2 separate regions of the Homo sapiens genome follow, and region 2 is linked to region 1. A link is an interaction called in ENCODE POLR2A ChIA-PET data of the cell type or tissue named here. Cell type or tissue: OCI-LY7. All regions are shown on one strand. Each heading gives the region's core, and the rest is flanking DNA. Links, peaks and the distances in the headings are about the cores only. Region 1 overlaps LINC02129 (long intergenic non-protein coding RNA 2129). Region 2 has its middle 50 kb from the start of LINC02195.

The links. ChIA-PET counts read pairs that join two places held together with the same protein. Peaks named below come from ENCODE experiments on the same cell type or tissue, not always from the same donor. Only the 100,000 strongest peaks of a DNase experiment are listed, where the experiment ranks them.
Region 2: POLR2A ChIA-PET joins it to region 1 with 6 read pairs; 1 of 35 experiments calls an interaction of 5 or more read pairs at or near these places.

Annotation. Positions count from the first base shown.
Region 1 is chr16:27,164,453-27,175,583 of GRCh38, reverse strand. It overlaps LINC02129 (long intergenic non-protein coding RNA 2129), which reads left to right. Exons shown (of 4, transcript NR_170200.1): 2 at 3,605-3,754. Among named protein-coding and RNA genes, the nearest start is that of LINC02129, 6.6 kb to the left of the region's middle. In OCI-LY7, for the core only: CTCF peaks have their summits at 1,887 (motif pointing left), 5,732 and 5,932; a DNase peak (open chromatin) is centred at 5,893; H3K4me3 peaks cover 448 bases; H3K27ac peaks cover 2,007 bases.
Region 2 is chr16:26,640,016-26,651,146 of GRCh38, reverse strand. No RefSeq gene overlaps it. Among named protein-coding and RNA genes, the nearest start is that of LINC02195, 50 kb to the right of the region's middle. In OCI-LY7, for the core only: CTCF peaks have their summits at 5,116 and 5,329 (motif pointing right); DNase peaks (open chromatin) are centred at 1,306, 5,346, 7,856, 8,966 and 2 weaker places; H3K4me3 peaks cover 427 bases; H3K27ac peaks cover 5,600 bases.

The DNA.
Region 1 (11,131 bases), core at 1,763-9,762:
AATCCTAGCATGTTGGGAGGCCAAGGTGGGCGGATCACTTGAGGTCAGGAGTTCAAGACCAGCCTGGCCAACATGGTGAAACCCGGTCTCTATTAAAAATACAAAAATTAGCTGGGTGTGTTGGCGGGCACCTCTCATCCCCGCTACTCAGAAGGCTGAGGCAGGAGAATGGCTTGAACCTGGGAGGCGAAGTTGCAGTGAGCCGAGATCTTGCCACTGCACTCCAGCCTGGGCGACAGAGTGAGATTCCGTCTCAAAAAAATAAAATAAAATAAAAAGAGGCTGAAGAAGAGAACTGGAACCAGCAAACAAGATATAGGGTTTATTAAGGGGACTTACATACTGGGCAGTCCAGTAGTGGCGGGCTAGACAGGAGAACCACTACCATTTGTAAAAAGCTTGCAGATTATATAGTATTTCCACTTAGCACTCTAGCAATTTCACTTAGTGCACTAGCACCCCTAACAGCCTCCTCCTGACAACCTTCATTTAACCCAAAACAAAGAGCCTCCATCCCCTGTATGGCCTATGTTTCATGGGATGGGCTGGGTTTCAGATGTTCCTCGTAGATAAGGAATGAATCTGCACGTTGGCCACTCCCAGATTCCTTAGCGTGGAACTCTGAACACACATTCTTCTTAGACCATAGCGTCATTCTCAGGGTATTGCTCCAGTTAAGCGCTTGCTCTCAGGTGCATCTGCTGAATCGCTTCTCTTCTGAGCCTTGGTTTATTGTAATACCAAGATGATAAGACCCATCTTGTCAGATTATCTGTGAGGATGAAATAAAATACCACAGCCTGGCCAGAGCAGGTATATGATAGTGAAGGTTTAATCAGAATTAAAATCTAGGTCCAAGGCTTTCACCCGTGACTGCGCATTTGAATCACCTGGTGAGATTTTAAAAATGACCAATGTCAGGTCCCCACCCTAAGAGGGTCTGATTCACTTTCATGGAGTAAGGTCAGAACACAAGCACTTTATAAAAATCTCCCAGGTCATTTTAATATGCAGCCCTGCCTGAGAACCACCTGATCTATGACATTGACCTTCAACCAGAATGGACCAATTAATATCTCCTCCTTACTTGAGGAGTGATGGGGTCCAGGGTCTGGAATCTGGGGGAGGATTTTAGGGTTGGACTGAGGCTGAGGTTGACCTTGAGCCCCTTCCTGGGTCGCCTCCTGCCCATCTCTTTCCATTCACCAGAAGCTGAATGAGACAGAAGAGATAATATACTCCATCCGTTGCGCCCCTCCTCAGCCAGGCGCGGGAGGGCAGGTGGATCCGTCTGCAGGCAGGAAAGAGCTGATGCATTTCAACCGCATCCTGTGTAATGAAGGCCAGCTCTTTATCAGCCTGCCTGGCCCTGGATTTTTATCTCTGCCATCTGCTTTGCCTAGAGTGGCAGGTGCCAAAGCTTACAAATAGCCCCAGCCTGTACTTTCGTGTAGAACAGCAAAGCATCATAATTTCTGGGCTATTACCAGGTGGAACAACTTCTGCCAGCTAAGGTGACATGTGGCAGTTGGCATTTGAACAGGTTGCTTTGCAGGACCAGCAAGAGACAGTAACTGCCACCTCAGGGCTATGACTTTCAGAGAGAGAAGAAATGCCACAAGCTGATGACATTGGTTACTCACTTGATGTTGCCCTCCAGATGAACGGAGAGGCTGGGATCTGCAGCAGCGGGCTGGGCAGGGGGCAATTTATTTATTTAACAGAACCTTTACTCATGCCAGGCACAATTCTAAGTGCTTTTCAAATTATTATTATTTTGTTAGGACAAGGTCTTGCTCTGTCTGCCAGATTGAAGAAACTCCTGGGCTCAAGCAATCCTCCATCCTCAGCCTCCTAGTAGCTGGGACTACAGGGTGCGCCACCACCTGGCTAATTTTTTAATATTTTATAGAGACAGGGGTCTTGCCGTGTTGCCCAGGCTGGTCTTGAACTCCTAAGCTCAAGTGATTCTCTCACCTTGGCCTCCCAAAGTGCTGCGATTACAGGCATGAGCCACCATGCCGGGTCGCTTTTCAAATTTTAACTCAGTTAAATCCCCACCACAACCCTATGAGGTTAGAACTGTTATTATCTCCATTTTAACATGGGGAAACTGAGACAAAAGGGCTAAGTAAATTACTCGAGAGCCCACAGCTGGGCAGTGGCAGAGCTGAGGTTCAGATCCAGGTGGTCTGGCTTCAGGGTCACTGCCTTGTGCCTGGGGGCACCAAGAGCAACCCTCAACCCCACTCTTGGCAGGTTGAGGCTTGTGTGTAAATGGAGGTTCACATACCCTGTGTGCAATATTTACAAGTTATATATCAAGCTAACAACACTATGACATGAAATCCGTTCTGTCCTCCTGCCCTGAGAAATCTCTCTTCATAGTGACCTGAAAGGCCAGGTTTGCATCAGGTCTTTTCTGACTTCCCTGGGTTCTGTGCTAGGATGTGGGGGTCTGGGGGGAGCCGCCCAGTGTCCTCCAAGGTGTGGGGACCCTCTTGCCTGGATTTACAAGCTGTATTAGGTGAGGGACAGGGAAAAATCAGCACAGCACCTAGGTTTGTGGCTTAGGCAGGTTTTAGCCCAAACTCATGGTCCTTTGTGGAGTTCCCCTCCCCTAAGATTGAGTTACTTGCCATTTTTTTTTTTTTTTTTGAGACAGAGCCTTGCTTTGTCACTGTCAGCCAGGCTGGGGTACAGTGGTGTGATCTCGGCTCACTGCAGCCTCTGACTCCCAGGTTCAAGTGATTCTTCTGCCCCAGCCTCCCAAGTACCTGGGACTGCAGGCACGCACCACCATGCCCAGCTAATTTTTGTATTTTTAGTAGAGACAGGGTTTCACCATATTGGCCAGGCTGGTCTTGAACTCCTGACCTCGTGATCCACCTGCCTCGGCCTCTCAAAGTGCTGGGATTACAGGGGTGAGCCACTGTGCCCAGCCCGAGTTACGTGCCTTTTTATCTTCACCCTCAAGACTCTGCTTGTGGAGGTTAATTATAGACAGACATTTCCACTGACTCTGTGACCCCAGCTAGTCTCTAGGCCTCCTCAAGCCTCAATATGCTCACCTGTATAATGGGGCCACTTATAACTTCTTCCTTCCTATCTCTTAGTGAGTGAGAGGATGTATTAATACATAAAGTGTGCATGGCAGGGACTCCTGTGCATTCACCAAAGTCCCTTTCCTTTTCCTCCTGGGTACATAATCTATATTTTCCAGCCCACGTTGCTGTCATATGTGGCTATGTGACCAAGTTCTGGCCAGCAGAATGCAGGCGTGAGTAATGTCATTACTTCCAGACTTGATCTACTGAAACCTTCCCCACGAGTCCCCTTCTACTCTTCCCCTGACTGCTGGCTGGATGTGAGGATTCGGCAGAAGACTCTAATACCCAAGACAGGGTTGGCACACTATGGTGCATGAGCTAGATTCTGCCTGTGGTCTGATTTCATAAGTAAAGTTCTACTGGAACACAGCCACATCCATTCATTTGTGTATTCCCTGTTGGTGCATTTGTGCCGTAAGGGCAGAGTACACTCACTGTGTCAGAGACCCTGTGACCTACAAAGGCAAAAACTTCTATTATCTGGCTCTTTATAGAACAGTTTGCTGATGCTTGCCCTCAAAGATGGCAGATCCACAGATAGAAGGAGCCTGGTTTGTGAGTAGCAGCATCGGAAGCTCAACATGGATGGCTGCTGGGAATCTCCACGTGGGACTCTTCATAAGGGAGAAATCAACAGTTAGCACGTAAATCTTTGACATTTTGTGATTTGTTTGTTACAGCAGCTAGTATTACTTATCCTCACTAATATGCACATAGTAAGTTTGTTTGTTACAGCAGCTAGTATTACTTATCCTGACTAATACACACATAGTAAGCAAAAAAGAAAAGACAGCTTCCCTTGTGATCTATATTTTTCTTTTTCTTTTTTCTTTCTTTCTTTCTTTCTTTTTTTTTTTTTTTTGAGATGAGGTCTCACTACGTTGCCCAGGCTGACCTTGAACTCCTGGGCTCAGGCGATCTCCCAGCCTTAGCCTTCTGAGTAGTTGGAACTACAGGTGCATGTCACCATACCCAGCTTATATTTTTATACTCTCCATAAACTTTCATATTTGAAACAGCTCAGAAAAATGAGTGGTGCTAGCTGTAGCTTTCTCTCACCTCCAGGCCTTTGTACATCCTGTTCCCTCTGCCAAGATCATTCTTTTCCCATCTCTTCACCTCATTGTCTCTTACTGATCTTTTAGGCCTTAAGGTAGACAACAGTGCTTCCAGGCAAACTTCCCTTGCTCCTCTGTCCCCCAAGACCAGGTTAGGTGCCTCTATTACGTGCCACTAAATAGCCTTAGAGAAACAGTATACTTGAGTGGTTAAGAGCTGAACCCAGTTAGACTGCTTGGCCTCAATCTTGGCCTATCACAAATAAGCCATGAGACTTTGGGAAAGTAGCTTAACCTCCCTCTGCCTCAATTTCCTCATCTGTAAAATGAGAATAATAATATTGTTTATCTCATAATGAAGTGGGAATTAAGTATAGTGGAAATTAAGTGAATTAAAGTACAGTTGAGGCTGGGTGTGGTGGCTCATAGCTGTAATCCCAGCACTTTGGGAGGCTGAGGTAGGAGGAGTGCGTGAGCCTAGGAGTTTGAGACTGACCTGGACAACTAAGTGAGACCCTGTCTCTACAAAAAGTAAAAAGAATTAGCCGGGGTTGGTGGTATCAGCCTGTAATTCCAGCTACTTGGGAGGCTGAGACTAGAGGATTCCTTGAGCCCAGGAATTGGAGGCTGTAGTAAGCTGGGATTGTGCCACTGCACTCCAGCCTCGGTGATAGAGTGAGACACCATTTCTGGGGAAAAAAAGTTATACTAAGACTTCAACTGTGTGGGGATTTTGTGTCCCAACACCTGCATTGTTTAAGAGTCAAATGTACTTAGAATTACATGGGAGGAACTAAATAAGTGTCAGGTGACATTATCACATTATCACTATTCTTTCTGTGGCTCCTGTCACAGCATGCACCATACACGAATGCCATAGTGACACTTTTCCAGTGGACTGTGGGGTACTTGAAGCGTAACAGGCTTTCCATACATTTTGGTTGATTGAAAATGAATGAAGCAGTAACTACTGCCCAGTCCTCTGGGGCTTGGCCTACCAAGGCTCTCCAGACAGTGCCACCCCCTTGCAGAGGGTTTAGGGCTAAATGAAACTGCAGCTTGAACAAGGACAGTTTCTGATCAAGGGAGACAGACTAGAAGCCCTAGAACTCAGCCTTTTTTTTTTTTTTTGGTTGGGGTGGACAAAATCTCACTCTGTTGCCCAGGCTGGAGCGCAGTGGTGTGATCATAGCTCACCACAGCCTTGCTCTCCTAGGCTCAAGTGATCTTCCCACCTCTGCTTCCCAAGTCGCTGGGACTACTGGCATGCACCACCGTGCCTGGCCAATTTTTGTGTTTTTTTTATTTGTGGAGACAGAATCTTGCTATGTTGCCCAGCCTGGTCTTGAACTACTGGCCTCAAGCAATACCTCCTGCCTTAGACTTCCCAAATGCTGAGATTACAGGCATGAGCCACCATGCCTGGCCAGAACTCAGCTTTATCAGTCAGGCTAGAACTCAGCTTTATCACTCAAGATTCTTTGTTGCAAACCACAGAAACCACACCAGCAAGCTTAAGTACAGGAAGAATACGACATGATTCAATAGATCACAGAACTTCCAGAGGGCTATGATCAGATTTGGAGACTATGTATGCAAGCGGGGCACTTAAATTACACCACCAGACTGCTCTAGTGGAGAGCCTGTCCCTACTGTTTCCAGCCAGAGGCAAACCAGCTTGACTCATTGATGCCCGTTGTGATGGGGTTCCGGCCTAACTTCTGCAGCGGCTGCTGTGCAAGCAGCCTGCCTCTTGTGACCTGCTGAGTGTGTTTGCACAGACAGATGGCACTGAAGAGCTTGCAGAGTCTGGGAAAAGGGGACTTTTGATGCCAACTCCCTCATCTCCCAGAATCCTGGAGATCAGATTCTATTGTATCCCCTTCCCTTCCCTTCCCATCCCGTCCCTTCCCTTCCCTTCCCTCCCCTCCCCTCCCCTCCCCTCCCCTTCCCTTTCTTTTTGAGACAGTCTCGCTCTGTTGCCCAGGCTGGAGTGCAGTGGCATGATCTCAGCTCACTGAAACTTCTGCCTCCCGAGTTCAAGTGATTCTCCTACCTCAGCTTCCTGAGTAGAGAGTAGCTGGGATTACAGGCACATGCCACCATGCCCGGCTAATTTTTGTATTTGTAGTAGAGATGGGGTTTCACCATATTGGTCAGGCTGGTCTCGAACTCCTGACCTCAGGTGATCCACCCATCTCAGTGTCCCAAAGTGCTGGGAGTACAGGCATGAGCCACCGCACCCAGCCTCCCTCCTGCTTTTCCAAAAGCAGTGGTAGATGATAACAATGGTAACCAACATCATTGACTCCCCATGGGGCACTGAGCCATGACTCCTGATGGGCCACGTGTTTTGCAGCATCGTCTCCCATCCTTCTCACTACAATCCTGGGTGGCAGGTGCTGTTATGAGCTTCATTATACATATGAACTGAGGCTCAGAGAGGTTAAGCAACTCATCCAAGGTCACACAGCACAATTGAGAATTTAAATCGAAGAGGACTCCAGAGCCCAGATTCTTAACTACCACACGGTACTGCTGTCTTTACTCCCCGGGGAACTTAATTGATGGTTTAGACAATAGCGAGAGGGAGGGTGTGTATGCATTCATGAAACCCGGTCTGTGCCAATCTTCCCACCAGGAAGGGTGTTGTTGCAGGGCAGGATTGTGCATTTCAGCCGAAGTGGTGGCAGGGGAAGGGTCCCTGTCCTGGCAGACAATGAGCTTTTTGACTTCTAGTGACCAAAGGGTAAGAAATGGAACTAAGCTCTTGTCCATAGCCTGATGACGCCGATGCTCCAGGATCCTTCTTCCCTCCCTCCCTTCTCCATCCTCCTTCATCTTTCTTCCCCTACCATTGTCACCATCCCTATCACCACCACCCTATTATCACCATCCTCATTCAGCATGGGCCGCTATGCACCACTGTCCTCTTCATATTATGTCACCACCAGCCCATCACCAGCCCACCGTCCTTTATTATGACCATGACAATAACCATCACCCTGGGCACTACCACCACCACCGAGCCATCACCAAACTGTCAATGTCACCATGTCTACCGTCTTCCTGACACCCTCATCACCACCGCTATCAGCATCATCAACCCTTCCATCCCCCTGCCATGACTGCCTCTCTGCTGCCACTATCTCCACCTGCACTGTCAGCATCACCACCCGACTCTATGAGCCTGTTCACATCACCATTCACATCACCATTCAGTGATCGACTTCATTCACCACCCCCAGCCCTGTCACGATCATTCCACTGTGCTTGCCATCACTGTTGTCCCCCCAACTATCTTTTTTATCTTTTTTTAAGGTAGAGGTTCTTGCTCTGTCGCCCAGGCTGGAGTGCAGTGGCACGATCATAGCTTACTAGAACCTCAAACACCCAGGCAACAGGCATGTGTGATGACCATGCATGGCTAATTTTTATTTTTTTTTAATTTTTGTAACCTGGGAGCATACATTCAAGTTGCCCCGAATATACACTCCCCCAGCTAATTAAAAAACTTTTTTTTGTAGAGATGGGGTCTCTCTATGTTGCCCAGGCTGGTCTCGAATTCCTGGCCTCAAGCGATGCTCCCCGCCTCGGCCTCCCAAAGTGCTGGGATTACAGGTGTGTGCCATGGTTCCTGGCCGCCATCACCAATATTTTCACCAGCACCAATACAACCCTGCACAAGTCACGAACACTTTCTGAGTCTCTCCTGGGCTTTAGGCTAGTGTTAAATGCCAAAGATGAAAACATGCTGATGAAAGGGACTGTGATTTGTGTTTTCCGTCATTGCTATCATCAGCGATTACTGGGCTCTCTCATTCATGCCTTATTCACCACCATTCCCTGCCTAAACAGTTGCTTTGAGCAGAAGTGCATCCTGTAAAACGTGTGAGTTTCTCCAATATCAAAACACGCCCCAGAGCCCAGCTTTTGCCTTTCCCCTTCCCTTATCCCACAGGCAAATCCCACTCACCGTTCCCTTACTGGTTTTGGTTTGGTGTCACCAGAGAGTACATTTTCCCCTCTCTCCCATCCCTCTCCAGGCCTCTGCATGCCTGTCTTTGACCAACTTGTAACTGGGCTTTAAAGCTTCCCAGCCCCAATATGCTGATATAATTATGATCATATGTTAGGCGGGTTTTGTGAGCCTTAATTAAATGTCCCTTGGCTAAAAGAAGAAAATGGCAAAAATCTGCTTCCCATCGCCAAGGCTGTGCGGGGCCTCTGGAAACCCGTTGTCTTTTGGGTCTGGGTGGCGATTCTGAAGAAAACAACCTGTCCTCCCGGCCAGGCCACAGAGAGGAAAGAGAGGCTGAGCCTGGAGGCTTGAATCTGGCCCCAGATGACCGGTCAGAAGCAGGCAGATTTCAGCTCATTTCAAGAGCCTGTGGTTGGTGGAGTGGGTGGGCTTGGTGGGCTCCGGCGTCACCGTCTTGGTAATAGAATGAGCCCTTACACTAATGCCATTGATTGTAACTGTAATTAGCGGATTTAAGGGCCGAGGATTCAATAGCTCCACAGTCATTCTAACATGCCACGAGTGGGTTAACACTTGTCATTTCCACTGTTTCCTTGGCTTTCAAAGACAGGCAGCTGCTTTCCTTGAAGGGGCTTCATAGGGGCAGTGGGGAGATTTGGGTCCAAATCCTGGTTCTGTTCCTTGCTGTGTGATCTTGGCAAGCCCCTTCACCTGTCTGTGCCTCAGAAGGTGGAAAACAGAGATAATGGTAGTGAATACTGCCTAGAGCTGTGGTGTTGATGAAACACCTGCGTGCTTGGCACAAGGTAAGTGTGCAAGAAGTGTTTTCTGTTAACATTGTTAATTTTTTATTTTATTTTGTTTTTATCTTTTTTAGAGACACGGTCTTGCTCTGTTACCCAGGCTGGAGTGCAGTGGTGCAATCTTAGCTCACTGTAGCCTCAACCTCCTGGGCTCAAGTGATCCTCCCACCTCAGCCTCCTGAATAGCTGGGACTACAGGCATGTGCCATCTTGCCCACATTACTACCTCTTATCTCTGTTTCTCTCTGTCCACCCACACAGATATGCTTTCTCAGATTTTCTGTTCATGTGGGGACCATGTTTCAGAGCTCCCAAGGTTACAAGTTACTATGCCCAGGTAATTAAAAAATTCTTTTTGGTAGCAATGCGGGTCTCACTATGTTGTCCAGGTTTGTCTCCAACTCCTGGGCTTAAGTGATCTTCCCGCCTCAGCCTCCCAAAGTGCTGGGATTACAGGTGTGAGCCACTGTGTCTGGCCCATTATTAACTAATTAGTGCATCAAACAAATGTGTCAGAAATTCCAGTGGATTCTAAGTGGACATGGGCATGTTGGGATATCCCCAGAACACTAGTAGGTGTGGGCCTACCATCTGCGTTTGCAGGAGGACTGAGAAATATCCAGAAAGCAAAGGCCTTTAGGAGCAGCAAGAAGCAGGGCCTGGAGGAGGATAAGGCAAGTGAGGCATTCAGGGCACAACATTTAAGGAGACCCCACTCTCAGGAGCTGACCCTGCACTTTCACGAGCCTGAGAGTGAGGGCCTCCTTAAATTTTCCATTCTGGGCACCTCCTTGGTCTCACCCTGGCAAGAAAATGGACCTATCCAGCTTGTTCCAGTGATCAGAGCTGGGGCACAGAGTTTTATCATAAGACTCTGTTGCAGCCAGAAGTTACCACAATGATGTTGCAGACATTTGTAATGCAATGTGGTTATGTTGTTTCTTTTTTTCTTTCTTCCTTTTTTTTTTTGAAATGGGATCTTGCTATGTTGCCCAGGCTAGACTTGAACTCCTGGGCTCTAGCGATCCTCCTGCCTCAGCTGCCCGAGTAGCTGGGACTATAGGCATGCATTGCTGCTTCTGGCCAGTGTGGTTTCTTTTGAATAGCTATGAGAAGTCTCTTTATTTAGGAGCTCTGCCTCTCCATGTCAGAAGTCAGGAGTGCTGCTTTGTAGCTTTCCTTGCAGCAGGAGTACAGGACCCAGTTCTCAGGAACAGCGTGAGGAGGGGCCTGGCACTAGCAGTGGGCAGGATAGCTGTAGGGGCCTGGTTGCAGTATTCTTGCAGTGTAATTTGGGGACTTCTGGCTTTGTGGGGTCCAAGCTTGATTCTCTGGTTCTTCTGGAGACTTGATGAATGTCCTTTGATGAATGCCTTTGTGACCTAAAGCCGCCATAGTGGAGTCTGTTGCTGGCAACCAACGACTCTGACTAGGATATGGAGGTGTCTCACGAAAGTTAAGGCAGGAATATCCCTAAGTCTTAAGAAAGGCCTGGAGCTGGGAAGTGGAAAGGTATCAGCATGCCATTTCTCTCTCTTTTTTTGGGGTTGTGGTTGTTGCTGTTTCTTCATTCATCTTTCTTAGGTTGAAAATAAATTTAAAAAAGAAGCACAAGATTTCTTTTTCTTTTTTGAGGGACAGCTTTTGCTATGTTGCCCAGTCTGGTCTTGAATTCTTGGGCTCAAGGAATCTTTTTGCTTCAGCCTCCTGAGTAGCTGTGACTACAGGTGCATGCCACTGTGTCTGGCTTTCTACATCTCATCTCTGTTTCTCTCTGTCCATCCACACAGATACACTTTCTCAGATTTTCTGTTCATATGGAGGCCATATTTCACAGCCCCCAAGGCTACAAGCTTCAACCATTACAGAAATTAGCCCCGTTTATCTTGGCCTCAGCACTAAATTCTTATGAGAAATAAATCTGGTTGGCTCAATTTGGGTCAGTTGGCCATGCCTGGTCTAATCACTGTGTCCAGGGAGTAGAATTACACAGTGCAAATATTTCTGATAAGGTCCCTCCCATTGGCAGTTTCCAGGGAAGGAGAATTGATCCTGAGCTGGAACAGATATCCCCAAGGGTCTACCATAATCAAGAAAATTTCTATAGTTAAAGCCAAAGAGGCTACTCAGCTCTTTCTGGCAGCTCCACCCTGTGGGAGGCTGTCTCATTCCAGGGTT
Region 2 (11,131 bases), core at 1,294-9,293, 520 kb after region 1:
GAGCTCTGACAGGGTGATACACCTAAGCTGATTGATGCAGGGATGGAGGATGCATTCAAACCACAACTTCTTTGAAGACCAGGAAGATTCTCATGGTGGGCACCATTTATGCCAGACTTGGAAGGATTTCCCAAGTAAACTTGGTTGGGTTTTAGGAGAAATGGGGATCAACATGTAAGAAGGGGCTGGGTGCGGTGGCTCATGCCTGTAATCCCAGCACTTTGGGAGGCCAAGGCAGGTGGATCACCTGAGATCAGAAGTTTGAGACCAGCCTGGCCACCATGGCGATACTCTGTCCCTAGTAAAAATTAGTCAGTTGTGGTGGCAGGCTCCTGTAGTCCCAGCTACTCGGGAGGCTGAGACAGGAGAATTGCTTGAACCCAGGAGGCAGAGGTTGCAGTAAGCCGAGATCACACCACTGCACTCCAACCTGGGCAACAGAGTGAGACTCTATCTCAAAACAAACAAACAAACAAATAAACAAACAAACAATGCATTCCAACACACGTCCAAACAAACAAACAATGCATTCCAACACATGTCCTGGAGTAGAAGATGTGGCTGGAGAGAAAAACAGGCCAGAGTGGGAAAGAATGAAAAGGTTTGGGCTGTCTCTCAGTCTTGGCTGTTCCCATTCCTATCCTTACATTCTAGCCTGCTTTTTTTTTCTTTTTTTTTTTTCTTTTTTTGAGACACAATCTTGGTCTGTTGCCCAGGCTGGAGTGCAGTGGCATGATTTGGGCTCACTGGAACCTCTGCCTCCCAGGTTCAAGCGATTCTCCTGCCTCAGCCTCCCAAGTAGCTGGGACTACGGGTGTGTGCCACTACGCCCGCTTAATTTTATTTTATTTTTTTTTTTTGAGGCAGAATCTTGTTCTGTCACCAGGCTGGAGTGCGGTGGCATGATCTCAGCTCACTGCAACCTCTGCCTCCTGGTTCAAGTGATTCTCCTGCCTCAGCCTCCCAAGTAGCTGGGACTGAAGGCACATGCCCCCAGGCCTGGCTAATTTTTTTTTTTTTTTTTTTGTATTTTTAGTAGAGATGGGGTTTCACCATGTTGGCCAGGATGGTCTCGATCTCTTGACCTTGTGATCTGCCCACCTCGGCCTCCCGAAGTGCTGGGATTATAGGCATGAACCACCGTGCCTGGCCCCTGGCTGCTTTTGAACAGATCACTTGCAATTCTTTGAACAAGCCAATCTTTTTTAGGCTTCCAGGCCATTGCATATACTGTGTGGTTTACCTGATTAGCTTCCACTTAATCCTCAGGTTTCAAAACAAATAGCACATCCTGTAGGAAGCCTTCTCTGACTTCTCCTTTCCCCTGTGTGGGTTAATTGCCCTTGTTTCGTGTTGCACCTGGCATCTCCTGCTTCATAGCACCTTTTCACTGCAGTTAGGTAAGACCCGATAGAAAGTTAGATTGTGGGAATGGAGGAGAAGCATGGAAGAATACAGGAAGAAATCCAAAGTCTTGGTATAAAAGACAGAATCTTGCTTGTGTATGAATTTTATATCCACATTTGCTTGTAAATGCTTAAAATATCCCTGGAAGGATACCCAAAAATTCAGATCACACTTGTTTAATTCCAGGAATGAATTACACTCCAAAAAATGAGTCTGGACTGTAGACAAGATGCTTGTGAAAGGAGTCAGGGCTGGGCAGGTGGTTTGGTTTGGGTTCCTCTAGCATACACCCTGAGACCAGGACTTGGATGTAGGTAGTTTTTCCACAAGGTGATCCCAGGGAGCCCAAGTTGGGGAATGGTGAAGGTGAGACAGGGAAGGAAGGAAATCCAATAAGTGTTGCCATTCATGAGCAGGTCACTGCTGCAAGCACTTGGGGTTCAATCCTGCTGGGGTGTCTCTGAAGAACTACCTCAGCATCACACCAATGGGGCTTGAGAAGGCTGGGCCACTGTCTACTGTCTACTGACTCCTTTCAACCACTCCTGTTGTTTACACCTCCTGTTTGTGCTATAGCAAGTCCTATGGTGGATGGTGCAGAAGGCTAGGCATAAGCCTAATACAGCATAAGGCATAAGCCTAAATGCTTATGGCTAGATTGACACTACCAGAGGAGAGGGGAGTCTTCATGTTTTCTACTGGAGACTGAGGTGGGCAGTTGTTGGCCTGCTTAACAGCTGGGGACCCCAGGAGGCAGACGGCACACAAAGAGGGGCATAGATAGCACCTCCTCTGGGTGGGGTCAATAAATCCACTGCAGCTCACATTGGCATGGGATCTGTGTGCTTCTGCTGCTGATGCTAGAGGCACCGTCCTCAGAATCCACCTTCTGATAACAAAGAGAGCTGTGGCAGCCCAGTCTTCCTGGAAACGAGCATGAGCATCATTTTGAGGCAGATAAAGGAGGGATTACCACCTCCCCTTTTCAAGATGAAGAGTTAAAGCTCAGAGATCTTATGTCACTTGCTTTTGAACACCCAAGTCCTGCTAAATCAAGACACTTAAAAACATCCCAGTTGTTTTTTTTTTTAAATTATGTCTTAGATGCCAGGACCCAGAAAACATCTGCTAAGTACACATATTAATGAACCAGTGCTTCCTTGTCTCCATGCACAGATGTGAATGGGAACTTTAGGTTGTTCTTCTTGCTAATCCCTAGCCAGAGTTTCATGGGCAATGACTGGAATTTGTGTGCTAGCCAGCCATTTCCTAGAGTTGACATTTTTCAGCATCAGACAGAAAGATGCTAATGGGTGATAGTTTCTTCAGATACATGAAAGTCTCTAAGCAGAATCAAAGATGCCTCCTCTTTGCATAGTGGGAGCTCCATGGCACCAACTCAAGTCCTGGCAAACACTAAGTGTTGCTAATGCAACCTAATGGGCCATAGCAGCTGAGATACCTGGATGCTGTGAATTTCAGAGGGATTTCCATGTGCCCGTTCAGTGGGCTGAGTGGACCCAATAAGGATGTAGTGGTCACAATTTGGACTCTTCTTTTGTATTGTCCTTCTCCTGCAGTTCCTGCTGGACCACGACTGTGTTTATACTCTGTCACCTCATCCTCCTGGCTGTAGCTGATTAGAGCACTGGTGAATCATGAGATTTAATCCTTGACTGGGATGATTGAATGAGGGTCCCTCTGGAGACTATGAAGTAATATATACAGAAACTATAATCAGGTGGTGGTGCTTGGACTGGAAGGCCATACGGAGTCAGTTCAGACCTGGGGACTTTGCAATTCAAAAGGAAGTCATGGGTTTCAGTAGGAATTCTTTCTACCGTAAGTGACAGAAAATTAAAAACAAATTAGCTTATACACAAAAAAGGGGATTTACTGGCTCAGGCAACTGTAAAATCCAGGCTAATGTAAGCATCAGGTGTCACTTGATACAGGGGCTCAAATGATGTCGTGCAATCTATTTCCCTGTCCTACTCCATGTGCTGGCTTTATTCTCAAACAGGATTTGTCTTGGTCATTGGAAGATGACTCCAGCAGCCCCCAGACCTATCTCCCTTATCTTGAAATCTCCTTAGTAAAGCGAGGCTTTCCAAAATACCCCAGCAAAAGCCTCTCTGCATCTTATTAACTGTAGGTCAATGGGACTTTAACCAAATCATATGAACTGACAAAAGGGAAGGAGAGGATCCCCAAACATCTGGAAGAAGAATGAATGTGTGGTGAGTAGTCCACATCACCATTACTAAGTGGAGGATGGTTTTATGCAGAGAAGGAAATGGAGCTGGTACCCAGGGCAAAACAGAAATTAGAAAACCATGGTCATATAGGGAGGCTAGCGAAGGAGAGAGGGGAGGGAGGAAAGGAGTGATAAAGAAACTCCCATAGCGTCTCCCTTTCTTAGTTTTATACTGTCTTAGTCTGTTTGAGTTGCCATAATGAAATACCATAGACTGGTTGGCTTACAAACAACAGAAATGTATTTCTCACAGTCCTGGAGGCTGGGAAATCCAAGATCAAAGCATTGACAGGTTTGGTGTCTGGTGACAGCCTGCTTCCTGGTTCATATTTGGCTGGGTTTTTTGTTGTTGTGTCCTTACATGGGGGACGAAGCAAGGCGGGGGGTGGGGGTCGCTGGATTCCCTTCTATAAGGCCACTGCTCCTCTTCATGAGGGTTCCATCTTCGTGACTGCATTTAATCCTAATTACATCCCAAAGGCCCCACCTCCTAATATTAGATTGGTTCAAATGTAATTGGAGTTTTTGCCATTAAAAGCAATGGCCATTTAATTTGCCATTAAAGGTAATGGCAAAAACCGCTATTACTTTTGCACCAACCTAATACCATCACATTAGAGGTTAGGCTTGAACACGTGAACTTAGTGGAGGGCTGGCAGGGGGCAGTCACAAACATTCAGTCCATAGCATATTCCATCCCCAGATGTCCCATATGGAATTACCTTTGTGTCCTTATAAGAAACTCCCCCCCTTTTTTTGCAAAGTGGATTCTGTTTCTTACCACCACTACACCCAAACTCAGACTGAGAAGTGCTCAGTTACCCTGGCCACAGGCACAGATGGCTGGATTGACACTACCATGAGGCAAACCATGTGTCTAGATGCACTTTAATAGATGAATCATGAGCATTAATTTCTCAAACTGCAATTGTCTCCCCAGTTACTAAGCACTGTTAGTCCTAATTAACCAGTTTGCAGGCAATTTTTCAACCTATCAAGTAGAGAAATAAAATAATGAACCCAGTTGAGGAGGAGTGGAAAGGTGGTGAGTTCACTGGGGAACTAGTGTTTTATTACCAATTCCACTCATGGTTGAGCTGCAGAGGGTTTTTTCTTCTTTATTTTATTTTATTTTCCTTTTTTTTTGCCACCTTTCCCCTAATCATACCTTCAAGTCAGGAGAATCCTGTCAGGATATTAAGATGAAAGATGCCTCTAAGTTTCCCTAATAAAAGAGCTCGATTTAATTCATGATTACACCCAGTTAATTTGGATGCCTTAATGATCCCGTTTGCAGGGAAAAGAAATCAAATGAATGTGTTATGCCCACCTTATTTGATAGCATCTCAAAGGAGTTTCTGTATTAGGAAACAAAATATTAAAAACCTTATTGCTCTGTTTCCAGATGTGTGTTTGGACGCTGGCATTCTTTCATTTTGATGACTTGAATCAACAGGAAGTCTGAAAGGAAATAAAGGGGCAAACCAGCTCATTAAAATTCCAGAAGTCCTAAGTCCCTCATTATACGGCCTTGTCTGGTTTTCCACTTTCCCCTTCTCCCGCTGCTGCCTGGACCACATACAGCAGGTGCTCAATAAATGCCTGTTGAAGAAAGGAGAGCTCCCCTCCGGAGCTCAGCACTCCCGCCGCTGCCCCACCTTGCTGGCCCCTTGGGGGCGCTGCTGCCTCTCAAACACTTGGCGCAGATCTGAGCCGGCTCTCTCTGTTCCTGGGTTTTCTTGAGCAGAGCTGAGAGGCTGACATTTCCACAAAGAGCATCGCTGAAAATGTGTGAGAAGCTGGGGAAATAAACAAGGAAAATACATGACTCTATAAAATATCCATGTTTCCATATGAACTCCAGAACTCTAGTCAAGGTGGCCGAGAGATTTGCCAGACTCAACTTTTTCTGGCTTCTGGCCACTCCTAGCTCTGTCTGCATCTCCCCTCTCCAGCTCCACGTGGCCAGGGCTACCTGTTTTCCGTGTTGAAGGAGCTCTCTGCTGGGCACTTTCCCTACCTCCTAAGATTGTACGAGAAAAATCTTCCTCTTTCATGAATTCAAAGGCTTTGAATTTGCCAGTCACATGTCTGGCAGCTGGTGTCAGCTGTTGGCTGAGGCATCTTGGTTCTGCATGTGGCCTCTCACGTGGTTTACTGTAGACCAGCTCCCTCATCAGTGGTCTCAGAGAGGAAGCCTCAGTGCACAAGTACTCATTACACTTCTGCTGGCACCAGGTTTGTACATGTACCATTGGCCAAAGCAAGTCACAAAGCCAAGCCCAGAGTCAATGAGGAGAGGCACACACAGAGTAATGGATGCATGATGCGCTGGGGTCCTTACTGTAGCAAACTACCTAGGGCAGCATGGTAGTGGCCAGTCAAGTCATTCTCAGTGGGACCCCTACCAAGTGGTTCGAGATACTGCAGTAAATGCTCTGGTAGGGTGACTGGTAGAAACATTTACGAGATTGGTGCAAAAGTAATTGTGGTTTTTTGCCATTAAAAATAATGCCATTAGGCCAGGCGCGGTGGTTCACGCCTGTAATCCCAGCACTTTGGGAGGCCGAGGCGGGTGGGTTACCTGAGGTCATAAGTTTGAGACCCGTCTGGCCAGCATGGTGAAACCCCGTCTGTATTAAAAACACAAAAATTAGCCAGGTGTGGTGGCACATGCCTGTAATCCAAGCTAGTTGGGAGGCTGAGGCAGGAGAACTGCCTGAGCCTGGGAAATGGAGGTTGCAGTGAGCTGAGATCACGCCACTGCACTCCAGCCTGGCCAACAGAGTGAGACTCTGTCTCAAAAAAATAAACAATAATAATAATAATGATAATGCCATTGAAAGTATTTGTTTATTGGATCTTTTTAGATTTTGTTGATCTTGTGGGACCTGAGAAAGAAAGAAAAATCTGTGGGTTATAGAGAGGCCTGCATGCTATGTTCTGTGTACAGGCCTTGCTCCCTGTAGCCCAAGGGGGATGGGAGTGAGAGGAACCCATCTGAGCCTCGACTCTGCTGCACTGGGAGGGAAATTCTTGTAGGTCTCTTCTGCATCTGTGTGGGATGTAGCTCCTTTCTGGACCTCATCTCAGGGGTAATTCTTTTTAATAAAAAGAAAAAACAAAGCCCTGTTGAACTAGGTCGAGATAGAATGTGTATGAGCACATTTGTGTGCTGAGAAACTGGATCCACTATACCAGTATCCTAAAGATGGGAGGAATTACAGTCAAGTAAGCTGGTAGAAGACAAAGGTCTCTGAGATGGGACCACCCATCTTCTCTGGGAGCTTCTGTGTTATTTTATATCTATGTGACTGATCACCTTAGCGTGTGCTTGTGTGCATGTGTGTAAGTGTGTATGACAGCGAGAGAGAAAGGGAGAAGGAGGGAGGAAGGGAGAAGAATATGGAATGTGTACATGAAGCAGATATTGCTAGTTCTCCCAGCACAGTCCCTCAGCCCACCCTAGACTGTAACCTGCACAGAGTTCCTCCCTGTAGCAGTCCCTGGTGCCCAGCACATCTCTCCCTTAGCCATTTCCCTGAGGGGGTTTTCATGCATATGTGGGGTCAGACCAGAAGCACCAACAGGGTAAGCCCACAGGAGGGATCCTCCACCCTGGAATTGGTGCATAAACGCTGCAGCCTTCTTCTCCCTCCTTGGGACAATTCTGAAGCACGTCCCACACTGTCTCAGAGGATCCCAGCAGCACTAAGCTTCAGCTGCCCACAGCAACAGTGCACTTATTAGCACACACTCTGTTGGCTTTTCTCTTCCCTGACTCACTTCTCCACTCCCTCATCAGGCTTCCTGGGATCATCTCCCAAATAAACTGCCTGCACTCAAGAACTTGACTCAGAGTCTGCTTCTGAGACACCAACTGGAGACAGCAGAGGTGGGTATAGTGAGATCGTCTGTGTGTTTGTGAAACTATTTTATTCACAAATTGAGGAAGATGTGTGTGTGTGTGTGTGTGTGTGTATGTGTGTCTAAGAGAGTGAAAGAGCAGCAGAGGGTGGAGGGAAGAAGAGGAGGAGGAGGATAGAAGGAAAGAGAGGAGGGGCAGGGAAGAGATGAAAGAGAAGAGAAGGTGAAATCTGCTGACATCTTGAGCACCCACCTATGCTTCTTGGACCTATGAAATGTCACTTCCTCCTGAAGGTGGTTCTGATCCCCCAAACACAGATCCCCACTCTCAGCTCAGTAGGATTAACCCCTCCCCACATCCTGCCCAGACTATCAGGGCATTTGAATGGCAGCTGTTTTCAGATCCATCTTTTTATTCTTTGGTCCTGAGTGCCTCATTTGACCCTGGCATGTAAACTGTGTCAATGAATAAATGAAAGGAAGATAGAATGGAGGAACAAATGTCAGCAGCATAAAAATAATTGAAATTTGAAAAGATTTAGATGCTTTCAGAGGAAAAAGCACTTTGGGAGGTCAAAGTGGGCAGATCGCTTAAGCCCAGTTTAAGACCAGCCTGGACAGCGTGGTGAGACCCTGTCTCTACAAAAAATGTGTTAGCCAGGTGTGGTGGTGTGTGCCTGCAGTCCCAGCTACTCAGGAGGCTGAGGTGGGAGGATCACCTGAGCCTGGGGAGGTTGAGGCTGCAGTGAGCCAAGATTGTGCCACTGCACTCCAGCCTGGGTGGCAGAGAGAGAGAGAGACCCTGTCTCAAAAAAAATAAAAAAATAAAAAATAAAAATAAAAAAAAGGGTAAGCTGGATAGTGGCCCTGGGGGCTCAGATATCCTCACACTCATCTCCAAGCATTCATCTTGATGAAGAGGGACAGAAAGGGTGATGATAGTAGTGGCAGGAGGGGACAGGCCCCTGAACCCAAGTTGTAAGAAGCCCTCCTACCCTCTCTGGAGTTAACTGTTGCAGACACAGAGGGGAGCCGCACTCCCTGGGCAGCCTCCAACCCCACCTCCCTTTTTAAAGTGGTTCAATTCCCTTTTTTAGAGTTAGTGGAGTAAGCTGATAATTAAGCAATTAAGCATCAAAGGGAGGCTCTGAGAGCCTTGCCACTTGTTCAGAGAAAAACAGGGGAGAAATCACAATGGAGATAAAGGACACTTAATCTGAGCCCTCCTTTCAAAGGCTGTATGGGTCCCAGGGTGCTGGGGCTCCGGAGGGTCTAGTGTCCATGTCCAGAGAGCTGTGGATGTGGAGGTGTGAGCAAGTCCTGGACATACCCCAGCCTTGGGGGACTTGGCTTCCAAGAGGTGGCATGTCTACCCCTGCCACTGCATGGCTAGTGTGGACATGAACTTCCTGTTTTGGTTTGTTTGTTTTTGAGACAAGGTCTTGCTTGGTTGCCCAGGCTGCAGTGCAGCAGCGCAATCATAGCTCACTGCAGCCTCAACCTCTCAGGCTCAAGCGATCCTCCCACCTCAATCTACTGAGTAGCTGGGGCTGCAGGTGCGCACCACTATGCCTGGTTAATTTATTTTTATTTTTATGATTTTGTAGAGAAGAAGTCTCATTATGTTACCCAGGCTGGTTTTGAACTCCTGGGCTCAAGCAATCCTCCCGCCTCAGCCTCTCAAAGTGCTGGGATGACAGGCATGAGCCACTGCGCTTGGCCGAGACGAATTTCTTAGACTGGGATCGGAACAGTCCTGGAGGTCCTCTGGGCTGTGCTGGCGGGCTAGAAAAACATAGCCCATCTTCCTCCTGTATTGAGATGGTATATATTTAAAAATAACTTAAAACATCATTTTTAAACCTAAAACAAACATTTCTTTGTTAAAAACATTCTGTGCTGGGCACTGGGAATACAGCAGGGCATCAAACAAACAAAATTCCTGGCCACCTGGAGCTTCCGTTCTAGTTGGAGGAGACAGATAATGAAAAGATGAATATGTAAAGCATCCAGAATGTTGGGGAAGGATTCGTATAATGCAGAAGAATGAGGCAGGGGAGGGAGATGGAGGATGGGGGTGTAACTTTAAATAGGGCAGTAAAGAAGGCTTTACTAAGAAGGAGAGATTGCAACGTTAAGGAAACAAACCTTGTGAAGATGCCCACACCCATATTCATTACCCTTGCATCTCTAGTCACATTACCTGGACAGTCTTGAAACTGGTTTCTCTGTGTCTGGTTCTTCTCCTTTTGTTCTGTCCTCTGCACTCCAGCCAAAATAGCCTGGACCCATTCAGACCTGAGCACATTACTCATCTGCCTAACCTCCAAGATGGACCCATCCAAAGGGGGTAAGAACTCAGATGTCCACAGGCACTAGGCCAGAAGTGAAAAGTGGGTGCAGTGGGCAGAGTGGGGGCTGTGTCAACAGAAGAATGCAAGATGGGTCTAAAAGGACACACGTTCTGCAGCCCCAGTCAGTAGCAGTGAATAAATAAGGGCCCGGTGCTGCCAGATTTTGAATTTTTCAAATGAGAACTGACATTCAGATGGTTATGTAAGGTTCTTGTCACTTACAAATATTGGTAGTTAATTAAAATAATTTTTCATGGGTAGGTAGATGGGGAGGGGGAGGAATATATCCAGTCTTTATTCTCTTTTACATCTTCACCTCCCTCCCTACCTTTCTTGTGTTTTCTTCTTTCCCTTTTCTAATAATTGAGGGATGACAAATTGCTACAAATTGTCACTAGACTTCAATCAGAGGAAATCAGATTGAGTTGGAACAAAATTTTGTTGACATCATGATACAGTCCTGATATCTTAACTTAGACCAATTAATTTTAAACACAAATTAAAAAAATAATTTTAAACACAAATGGGCCAAACAAAACTTGTCTGTGGGCCAAATCTGGGCCTCTGGGACCACCAGCTTGCAAGTTCTGGTGTAGAGGATAAAATCTCATCTCTTGACCAAAGCACTTCTGGTATCTCATCATCTGCACAAACTTATCCTCCCAGCTTCATCTGCCTCCGCCGCCCATCTCTCCAAACACACACCCCTGTTTCAGCTACAGCAAACTGCTGTTTCTCAGGTCCATCAACCACTTTCATGCCTCTGAGCTTCTTTTTCCTCTAGGTAAGATGGCGAACTGCTGTTCACACTGCAAGACCCAGCTCAAAGTCACTTTCTTTGTGAATCCTTCCTTTATCCTTCAGCCCATAATTCCTCCTTCCTTGCAGGACTAGGCACAATTATTTGCTGTTAGATAACAACACATTGTACGGTAAATTGTTCACATGTCTACCTTCCCCGTCAATCTATGACTTTCTTGAAGGAGGGACTGCTTCTGCTTTCTAAGCCCTTCATGAGGCACTCCAAGAAAAGGTGCTCAGTAGATAGCTGAGAGAGCAGCAACGCACAGAGGTTAGGAGTTCAGGCTCTGGACGCACCACTAAAACCTGAGCTCCACCATTTATGTGTCTGCATCTGACTTTTCTCATCTGTAAAATGGGGATGATGAAAGGAGCTTATGCCTGTAAAATGCTTTTTGATGCCTGACACATAATAATGTCTCAATAAATGTTGAAAAAGATCAAT